Linked DNA regions of Homo sapiens: region 1 is linked to region 2. Evidence: read pairs that join two places in POLR2A ChIA-PET (ENCODE). Cell type or tissue: OCI-LY7. All regions are shown on one strand. Each heading gives the region's core, and the rest is flanking DNA. Links, peaks and the distances in the headings are about the cores only. Region 1 overlaps AOPEP (aminopeptidase O (putative)). Region 2 overlaps AOPEP (aminopeptidase O (putative)).

Region 1 (5,383 bases), core at 99-5,098, 190 kb before region 2:
AAATTAGCTGGGTGTGGTGGCGCGCACCTGTAGTCCCAGCTACTCGGGAGGCTGAGGCAGAAGAATCACTCGAACCTGGGAGGCGGAGGTTGCAGTGAGTCGAGATCACGCCATTGCACTTCAGCCTGGGCGACAGAGCGAGACTCCGTCTCAAAAAAAAAAAAAAAAAAGTAAGCCACAAAAACATTTTAGAGATAACAACATAATAGTTGCTAAGTGAGAAAAAGAATAGCAACAGAAGGACAGAGAAACCAAGTCAACCACTCCGATCCTCAGGTGAGGCAAGTGATTCAAGTATGGACACACACATACACTCTTAGCAAATTCTGAAGCAGGAAACATAATTTATAAATTATTTTCACTCTTGGGTATTTATTCTGGAGTCGGAAACACTAACATTCCATTACTCCCAGTTCCTGTCCTTTCTTGTGCATAGACACACAGTCAAGACAACATAAATATTTTTTTGGTCACATTTTATTTTCTAATATTCTTTATTTTCTACCAAATCCAAACTAAGCATAAATTTTAGCCACATGTCTACAATTTGTCAGGTGGTTTCTGCCACCAAGTTGACAAAGCAACCTGTCCATTTGTAAGGAGAGCCGACCACAACTAAGGAGCAGGGGGGAGGTGGTGAGGTGAGTCCAACTACATGAAGGATTGCTGGAAAAATAATGGAAGTTGTTTTCATTTAATAAAAATGTGTGGAGAGTACTGTACAATCTCCTATCCAAAGTTTCAGTTTTATTTCACAGAATGATTTAATGTCTACAAGGCATAGGAGTCACATTTCCTCCAAATTCTGCAGTTTTGGATTCTCGTCCACACAGTTTACACACTAGATTAACTGTGAAAAGTGTTATGAGGAATAGAGCAAAGGATTAATTCCTTAACAGCCTCTTGGACATGTAAGGAAATTCATGCTACTGAAAATAAAATGGATTTAATTTCAGGAGAACAAGGGCAGAAGTCTCAGATTTCAAGAAATGTTTAATTTTCCTACATTACATAGGACAGAAAAGGCTGCCTTGCCAATGTGTGAGAGGTGATGCGAACAACATCGAGTCTGTTTGCCCTTAAGTTACACATTTTGCACAAATAGCTGAATAATTCATTAATTTAGATACTGCCCATCACGACAGAAACTATTTCCAAGGAAACAAGTAGACTGAAATAGCGTTATAAAAATGTTCTTTTATGGCAAAACGTCACTTTACTGCTATGAGTTTAGACATAATCTTAGTTCTACTGTGAGTTCCAGCCTGGACCCAGAGCCTGGAGCAGCCTGAAGTTGATAGGGGAGCAGGGGATCTGAAATGCGACTTTGCTGCCAAAAAAGTATTCTCTTACATAATTTCAAGTACTTGATAGTCAATCAACGAGTCTTCAAAAATGCAAAATGGATACTCACAAGTGGTGGTTAACTATGGATCTAAAATCCTGGTAGGTCTTTTCATAGGCGTTGGCATGAACATGATTAAAACCTAAGATGTGCTTTCTAGCAATAATCTAAATTCTCAAATGTATGCAAGACTTCAGGAAATTTGTTTAGAAAAATTTCGCAAAAATGGTTAAGTTTTAGAATTTCTAGTATTTTTGTATCTTCCTTTACATATGTAAAATGTGCTCCTATAAGAAAAAGTATTTTATTGGAATTTTACTTTGATGTTAAAATGTAACATTTCCTATAACTTCCCGAAGTTACAGGAATAACATTTCTGAGCTTTCTGATTATTTAAATTTTAATGGAAAATAGTCTATAGAAAACCATACTTTCCGTCCCTCCCCTCAGTATTCCCATTTATCTGCAGAAATAAGAATTTATCTTTTAAAAAGAGGCTAAAATGAAACACAGGCTTTTAATTGTTTTTCTTATATAAATTAAGCTGAAAAAGAAAAACTTTTAAAAATGCTCCTGTGGCTACTGCTTGCATCCCGCATTTTTACAGAATTTCCCTTTAACATATCAAAGTTCCAACAGAGCAACTATAATCTCCACCTTTACTCCAAAGTGAAGCTTGACTCCTTTAAAACAAACCAGCTTGAAAAACCAGTGAGCACAGATCCTCAAAAAGTAAAGTGGATAAACAAACTTTAAAATTTCTAAGAACCACTTTTCTGCTGATTTCACAGTATAGATTCTCATCTCGGAATTTAACAAGTAAGAGCTAACTCTGACAGAGAAATGTTTGAAAACTCACAGGCTGCTCCTCTCTGTGGAGCCCAGCCCTCTCCCCTGGAGCCGGAGTCTAGAGCAGGCTTCTCCCGGCGGCAGTGCAGGCGAGGTCCCGTCGGGTGAACGCGCGCGTGGCTGCAGAAATCCCAAGCCTGAGCCCGCAAGGTATGTCACTTTCTCCCTGCTGGATTTGTCCTTCGTGTGAACTTTCTTGATAGCCCCAGAACGTGTGTTTGCCTGGCCTTTTTGATTTGAAGGCCTGGTAAATAAAACACGCACGAAATCACAATTCCGACGCCTATGCCCTTGAATCACTCTGAATTTAAAAGGTTTACCGCCAGCTTGGAAGCAAGAAAGCACAAGCAGTAGCCACTCAGCAACGTCCCAAAGCGCGCCCGAGGGACATAGCAGCCCCGCTCCCGTCCCTGCGTGTCACCTGGGCGGCGGCAGCGCGGACTGGGAGCCGAGGGCAGGCGTGGGCGGAGAGCCTGCGCTGTTCTGGTCCCGGCCGCCGCGGCCGGAGGGGTGGGCCGTGGTCGGTCCCGGTGCTGTCAGTCTCCCGGCCAGGTCCCGCGCCCGTGAGTATCTCGGCCGCCGGCACCTCGCCCCGCCCCTGCGCCCCAGGCCCCGCCTCACCCCGCCCCGCCCCGGATGGGCCGCTCCCACCCGGCAATTAGGCAATTACTCTAATGAGAAGTTCTCATCTCAGCACTTCAACAAGGTACAAACCAGCCCCAACACAGCCGGCAATTCAAATGGCTTTGAGAACAAAGGCAGTCATAGCTGTAGCAATTTCTCCTCTCACTTACACAATGTGAGGACTTTCTCTCTTTGCATATGGTATTTAAGAAAAAAAGTTTAAAACTATAGCATACATGCCATTTCACAAGGATATTAGTATTACTGTGGCAAAACATCAGACCTGGCCGGCTGCAACTGAAAAAAAAAAAAACTTACCAATAAATACATAAATAAATTTTTAAGTTTGGTCCCTCCTGCAGAACAAATGTTCCTGGACCACCTGGTGGAAATCAGCAACATGCTGAGGTGTGAGAGGACTGTTTTCTTATAGCTTATATCATGTGAATAAAAGAGCAACAAACCACCCAGGGCAGCTTTCTGTAAGAATAAACAATTTATACAATTCTTAATCAGCACTGGTGGAGGTCGCTAACTGTTCACACTAAAATCAGAAAAAAACAAAATGCCAGAGATAAGTTTTCTGTATGCAAGGACAGCTTTAATGGTTAATTACTGGTATCTTCATCCTAAACAACCAGAACATTTGCATGGCAAACAAGAAACCCATCTCATTTCCAATCTTGCAGCAATCTCAGTAGATAAAAGTCACCAGAATCGACCCCAACAACAAAATCAAAAACTCCAACAAGGATTAAGAGGAATGTGATTTATTGAGAATAAGTGAGAGGTAGGTATTCCTAGAATGCACTTCAATCAAAAACAGAAAGATGTGGCCCCAAACCACAGGATAGGGACCCACCTCAGGAAGGGAACTGATCAGGGCAGTTTTCCCTAGAAAACTGTAATAGTCCATTCACAAGTTCTGCATGTTAAACTCTTCATTCTAATTTAAAATGTAATTAGAATGTTGTAGATGAGAAAAATTATAATTAAAACATGCTTAGAAAAATAAAACATCAAAAACAAAGCCTTCTTATACTTTGACAATACTGATTTGATCTTTAAATAATCTGCATCCATTTAAAAGAATTACTGAACAAAGTTTACGTGAAAGGTTAAAAAAAATCAGGCAATGAACTACTGAATGGAGGAATATTAAAACCCCACCACTATAAAAACTTCGCATTAAATAGGCTGAGAGTCTTCCACTTTCAAACTGTATATTTTTCAAAAACAGATTTAAATTTTTAAAACACTTCAGGTAAGTATGGCTTTCAGTCCCATTCCATGCATTTATAAAATGTGAGCTAAAATATCTCCATCTAAAAGTCAAGAAAATCCTAAACTGTTCATGTGATAGAAAACTTAGTACCTTATTTTCTTACAAAATGCCATGTTTGGCAACTAAATTTGCCTCTCTAAATATTAATATGACAAATAGCTGAATACAATTTAAATTGTAATAACCACTTTAAAAGTTAATCCTTTTTTAAACAAGAAAATTAACAGATTTTAAGTTAAAACAAGCAGAATAAGAAACAATTAAAGTGAGTACTTTCAAATGCTAATATGTCTACCTTAACTTACAACTTTAGTTTCCTGAAGTAAGATGACATTCTTACATACTTAAAACTAAGAAAATCAGGTGTCTGGGAAGTAAAAATATAGAAATGACTCCCAAACACTTGTTCTGCAGATGAAATAAACACGGTGAGCAACTGAGAACCTAGGGAGAAAACTCCTTCAGAGAAAATGTAACACTCCCAAAAAACTTATCCTTCCCTATGTTCCCCACACTCCCAGGTCTAGAAGTCGTTCTTAGCTGGGTCGATCTCTTCGTGTACAGCACACAACACTCCCCTTTAAATGTTAAGAACACTAATAAGCTTTATGCATGTTTTCAAATGCATAAGAACATTACAATTAAATATAATTCCCTTAAAAATTATGTCAGTTTGAAAAATTCTTATCTACCTTTAAAAAACAAACATTCTTTAATGAGAGACAGAAATAAAGAAGTTTTACAAAATACACCAAAACATTCTTGGCAAAAGTAAATCTCCACTTCAGGTACCTACGCTATCAGCCTCATCGCTCACACAAACATTTTAGCATGTACTTTTAAAAGCAAAAAGCCACTGCCGATTAAGTTGGTCAAATTTGCAATTCTGCTTTCAACTAAAAGGTAGAGAGTAAGCCTTTGGGATAAGCCACAAAAGGTCTTGAGAGTATTTCCATTTCAGATAAGCAGTTCTCACTAACATCACAGATTTAACTTATCAAATGATTCCGACACTATTTGTTCACGCCATTTTTATAATCTCCATTTTGCTTTTCGGAAGTTGAATCAGTGGCCCTAGTCCACTGACATTTTTTTAAAGAACCCGTATCTGGGAACCCATAGCTTCCTTTCTAGGCCCAGCGCAGTCCTCTGCTGGCCAGCAGTGCTCGTGCCACCTGAGCACCTACCCTGCGTTCCTACCGTTGTTCAAAGTGGAGGTGGCGGCGCCTTCCCAAGGCATTTCCAAAGCAAATCCCCGAACACCACTCTCCATTCCGCAG
Region 2 (5,383 bases), core at 173-5,172:
GGAAAGCTCCTTGAAGGACAGTTGGTGCAGGCCTTTCACTCTTTCTTCTTCCTCCTTTCCTCCTTCCTGCTGCCTACAATGTGCATACACATACACTTGCTGCATTTCCAAAAGCTATTATGTACTATGAGTTGACCCTGAGAATGAAAATCATATGCTATGGCCAGGCGTGGTGGCTCACGTCTGTAATCCCAGCACTTTGGGAGGCCGAGGCGGGTGGATCACTTGAGGCCAGGAGTTCAAGACTAGCCTGGCCAACATGGCAAAACCCTGTCTCTACTAAAAATTCAAAAATTAGCTGGGCGTTGTGGCATGCACCTGTAATCCCAACACTTTGGGAGGCCATGCAGGCGGATCACCTGAGGTTAGGAGTTTGAGACCAGCCTAGCCAACATGGCAAAACCCCATCTCTACTAAAAATATAAAAAATTAGCCAGGCGTGGTGGTGGGCGCCTGTAGTCCCAGCTATTCGGGAGGCTGAGGCAGGAGAATGGCATGAACCCAGGAGGCAGAGCTGGCAGTGAGCCGAGACCACGCCACTGCACTCCAGCCTGGGTGACAGAGCGAGACTCCGTCTCAAAAAAAAAAAAAAAAAAGAGAAAAAGAGAAAGAAGAGGGAAACAGAGAGAGGAGAGGGGAGGGGAGGGGAAGAGAGGGGAGAGGAGAGAAAGAAATCATAGGCTAGGATGGTAGAGCAGCAGGAGAGAAGCGAGAAGCAGCCCCGGTTCCCACTCCACCCTGGCCTCTCTACCTGTGCCCTTGTTTCATATGGGGAAAGAAGGAAACTTCTGTCTTACCTAAGTCATTATTTCAAGTGTTCTGTCACGCACAACCAAATTAAATCTTGCCATTATGCTTTTGAAAATAATTTGGAAAACAAGTCCATGTAGACTTTATGTGTGTCTTTTTAAACCTATTACTCGACGAACACACTGAAACTCTTTTCTAGTGAATGATCAAGTATTTGTGCGCATATACTTTGTCCCGAGAATTAAGCCTAACACTATGAGAGAATATAAAGAAGTCCAAGACGGAGTTCTTGTCCTTAGGAAGTTAGTGAGTTTGCCACTGAGAAAGGACAAACACGCACCACCTATCCTCTCTCCCAACACATCCACCCAGAGGAAACAACATGAGGCAACAAAGTGCAAAACTGTGCAGTGTGATTGCAAGTGGGGATGGAATCCAGAAACCAAAAACAGGGAGGACGGAGACTCTGGGAGAAGGTTCCAGGGAGGCGCTGGCCCTTAAGGTGGGCCTTGCAGGAGGGGCAGAACCTGGAGATGCAGTGGAAACTGGCTGAGCATCCTCAAGGGTGGGGACCAGTCGCAGGCAAACCGCTGTTTCAGTAATGAACAGAGCATGTTCAAGGAGACTGGAAGGAGGTCAACCAGACGTGTGGCCTCTGGAAACAGAGCCCTCCCTTTTCTCAGGACATGGTTTCTCAGCCTTGAAAAAGAGTCCCTTTAAAGGATGATTTACCTCCCCATTCACCCCACATCTGAGAGATCAATCTGTGCTCCAGATCCTCCCTGCCATGCATCTAACAGGCTTGACATTGCTCAGACATCCCTGAGCATCGCCCTGAGGTATGCCTGAGGCCCAAGAACACTGTTTTTCTGTGGGGGTCCTGCTCAGCCAGCCCAGTGACTTTGAAAGAAACGTCCTTTTTACTATGCAACAGGCACATGTGAAGTCTCACTCACATACTCTGATGAGGTGTTTCAAGTTAAACTGTTAGGTAGAGGTGGTGTGCTCTGCTTCCTATGTTGTGAAATAGTAATAAACCAACAGAATGACTGGTCATTGCTTCCAAAGAGGAGGCCAGGGAATTTAATCACTCACAAACTAGCCACGATCACAGGATGAAGCAACTTTCCTAGTAAGCTGCTTTTCATAAACAAAGCCGTTGTTGAGTTTTTAAAATCCAACCAAACAACAAACAACTCTGAGGACAAGAAGAGCACCGTCTAGCCTCATGAAAGACGTAGTGCAGCCTTCACTCGCAGAACGTGCTTCAGAAGAGCAGGTCCTACAGAAGCACGGAGGACCCGACCCATGCAGTTACAGGGAGGATGGCTGTGGAATCCAGGCTGCACCAGGTGTACTACTCGTCAAGCACTGGCTGATGAGAGGGCCTGCACATTCAGTGGTTTTATATCGGGGGTTGGGAACAGTAAATAACATCTCTGGGATCTAGTCTAAGACAAATGAAACCAAATGACTCTTTTTCCAAAAATGGGCCTAAAACAGCTCATGGGAACCACCCCTGGCAGCCTGGTGGAGCAGGAAAGCACAGGCCAGGTGTGAAGAGACCTGAGTGCCAGCTTGGCTCTGTTGTCATGGAAGTCGTTGTTGACCTTGGTTGCTTAATCTGTAAATTAAGGGAGTTCAACTGGAGATGACCCATCCCTGATACTCATTGTGGCACTAATGATGACTCTGTGTCAGTAACAGATGAATACACAGGAAAGAACCAGTATATGTTTCTCTCTTCATCTTCTTTTCTGCCCATCACCATTTCTCCATATGCCCCCACATCATATTAATTTGCCAATTAATAAACAGCCATCCTCAGTTGCAATGTCATCTGAAGCTCAGTGGATTTCATGCTTGTTTGGTGACAGCAGCTGCTGCTGCTGCCCTCAAACCACATCCTTCCCCTTCGTCATGAAGCCTCCTCGAGAGCCACAATTTGCCTTGGCCAGAGCTCCCCGTACGTCAGCTTCCACCAGAAACTGCCATCCATATGCAGAGTTCTGGTTCATCAGCCCCTCTGAAGCAGATCCAGCTGGCCACAGTGGATTCCAGGTGGTCAAGACCAAAGAATCTCATAGCATTGTCAGCACACTGAAGCTGAAAGAAACCGCAAAAAGCACCGAATCTGACTGCCCCCAATTTGTAGATGAGGACACTGATGCCCTAAGAGGTTTATTTATCTAACATGGACTAGCCAGAGCTAGAACCCAAGTCTCCTGACTCAACGGTCAATTATGACTTTGAAATGGACAGAATTAGAAGCTACTAAAATCTACTATTTATGGTGTGCTCTGTGTCAGGCACTGTGCTAAGTGGCTTCTTAAACCTGACATGTACAGAGAACTCAGAATCTTTTCTCCTAATCTGCTCCTCTTCCTGTCCTCCCCACATTAGTCAATGGAGCACCCATCCATCCAGCGGCTTCTGCCAGAAACTCGGGAGTCACCCTTGACATCTCCCTCTTCCTCATCATCTCCCCATATAAAACTCTCAAGTCCTGCATTCTCCAGAGCATATCTTGGAACTCTCCAATTTTCCCCACCAGCACCCTCTCCACCCAGGTCTAAGCCACCTTCATCTCCTGCCTGGATTGCGGCCACACATCATCTCATCTCACCATTCCACTGCCACTACTCCTGTCGCTTCATTCTAGAACCAGAAACCTGAGCAATCTTGTCAAAACATAAGCCAGGTCACGACCTGCCCACCCCGTCCCCACCCTTGCCACTGCTTAAACCTGCTGGGCTTCCCAATACGCTCAGAATGAAGCTCAGATTTATATGAGGCCCTGCTTGGTCTGACGCCCTTATGATGCTGCCAATCTCATTTCACGCCAATCTTCCCATAGGTCACTAAATTCCATGAACACTTCTTTCGGGTCCTCCAAAGTTCCAAGTTGCTTCCAATCACAGCCTGTCCTCCTGTATAATATGCCCTTCTTCCTACTCCTGGCCTGGCTCACGTTCCACTGCCCTTCAGGTTTCAGCTTCTACATCACTGCCTCAGAGGCACCTGCCCCAAGGCCCTGCCAGGAGTGTTTCCTCTAACCCTGCATTCCTCCCACACAGGACTGACCAGTTTGTCGTACTCCATTTTTGAGAATATTTGTTTAATAACTATCTATCTCCCCAACCAGACTATAAGCCCCTTGAAGACAGGGACTGTCTCTATTTGTTCATCACTGTAGCCGAAGAATTTAGTGTTCAGTACATAGGACGCCCTAAATAAGTGTCTGCTGAATTTATTTATCAATTAGTTTACAGAAAACTTGAGTATAATAGTGCCTGTCATTTACAGATGAGCAAACAAAAGCATAAAGAACTTAAGCAATATGCCCAAGACCTAGAATAAGTAAGTAGCACAGAAGAGATTCCAACACAGGTTAGCTGACCCCAAAGCCCATGCCCTTAACTCAGATCACACCAGGATGGAATAGGCTGAGAGAAGATATAAGAGGCAGTAAGCCTTGATGCTTACTTGATTCATATGGAACAAATAGAGTCTGTGAAAGGCTGAAAAACAGCTCCCCAAAAGATATTCATATCCTAATTCCTGGAACTGTGAATGTTACCTTCTATGGGAAAAAAAGAAAAGCAAGCATGGGTCTTTGCAGATGTAATGAAGTTAATAAGGATCTTGAGTTAGTCAGATTATCCTAGATTATCTGCATGGGCCCTAAATGCAATCACACATGTCCTTGTAAGAGGCAGGCAAAGGGAGATTTGGCAGACAGAGGACATGGGGATGTGAAGACAGTGCCGACAGAGATTTGAAGATGACCTTAGTTCAGGCTGCTAGAACAAAGTACCACAGACTGGGTGCTTATAAACAGAAATTTATTTCTCACACTTCTGGAGGCTGGAAATGTGAGATCAGTATGCTAGCACGGTCAGGTTCTTATTGAAGACCCTCTTTCTGGTTTGCAGATGACTGCCTTCTCATTGCATCCTCACATGGTAAAGAACAGAGAGGGAAAACAAGCTCTTGTGTCTTTTTGCTTTGAGACAGAGTCTCACTCTGTCGCCCAGGCTGAAGTGCAGTGGCACAGTCAGCTCACTGCAACCTCCACTTCCAGGTCTTCTTTTTTTTTGAAATGGAGTCTCGCTCTGTCGCCCAGGCTGGAGTACAGTGCTGCAATCTTGGCTCACTGCAAGCTCCGCCTCCCGGGTTCACACCATTCTCCTGCCTCAGCCTCCTGAGTAGCTGGGACTACAGGCACCCGCTACCACACCCAGCAGACAGGGTTTCACCATGTTGGCCAGGCGGGTCTCCAACTCCTGATCTCAGGTGATCTGCCCGCCTTGGCCTCCCACAGTGCTGAGATTACTGGTGTAAGCCACCGAGCCCAGCCTCAGTGTGTTTTATAAAGCACTTATAGCATTAATGAGGGCTCCACCCTCCACCCTCATGACCTAATCACCTCCCAAAGGCCCCACCTCCTAATCCCATCACATCAGTGAGTTAGGATTTAAACACATCAACTCTGGGAGGGACATAAACATTCAGTCCATAGCAAAGATGTTGGCGATGTTGGCTTTGAAGACTGGAGTGATGTGGCCACAAGCCAAGGAACATCAGTGGCCACCAGAAGCTGGAAGAGGTAAGGAATAAGATTCTCCCCTGG

The links. ChIA-PET counts read pairs that join two places held together with the same protein. Peaks named below come from ENCODE experiments on the same cell type or tissue, not always from the same donor. Only the 100,000 strongest peaks of a DNase experiment are listed, where the experiment ranks them.
Region 1: POLR2A ChIA-PET joins it to region 2 with 9 read pairs; 3 of 35 experiments call an interaction of 5 or more read pairs at or near these places.

What each region holds. Positions count from the first base shown.
Region 1 is chr9:95,045,877-95,051,259 of GRCh38, reverse strand. The region is part of intron 13 of AOPEP (aminopeptidase O (putative)); the gene reads right to left. Among named protein-coding and RNA genes, the nearest start is that of MIR6081, 17 kb to the left of the region's middle. RefSeq lists a silencer at 2,504-2,863. In OCI-LY7, for the core only: no CTCF peak of the experiment used is centred there; no DNase peak of the experiment used is centred there.
Region 2 is chr9:94,858,494-94,863,876 of GRCh38, reverse strand. All of the region lies in intron 5 of AOPEP (aminopeptidase O (putative)), which reads right to left. Among named protein-coding and RNA genes, the nearest start is that of MIR2278, 51 kb to the right of the region's middle. RefSeq lists an enhancer at 2,640-2,689. In OCI-LY7, for the core only: no CTCF peak of the experiment used is centred there; a DNase peak (open chromatin) is centred at 2,716; H3K4me3 peaks cover 370 bases.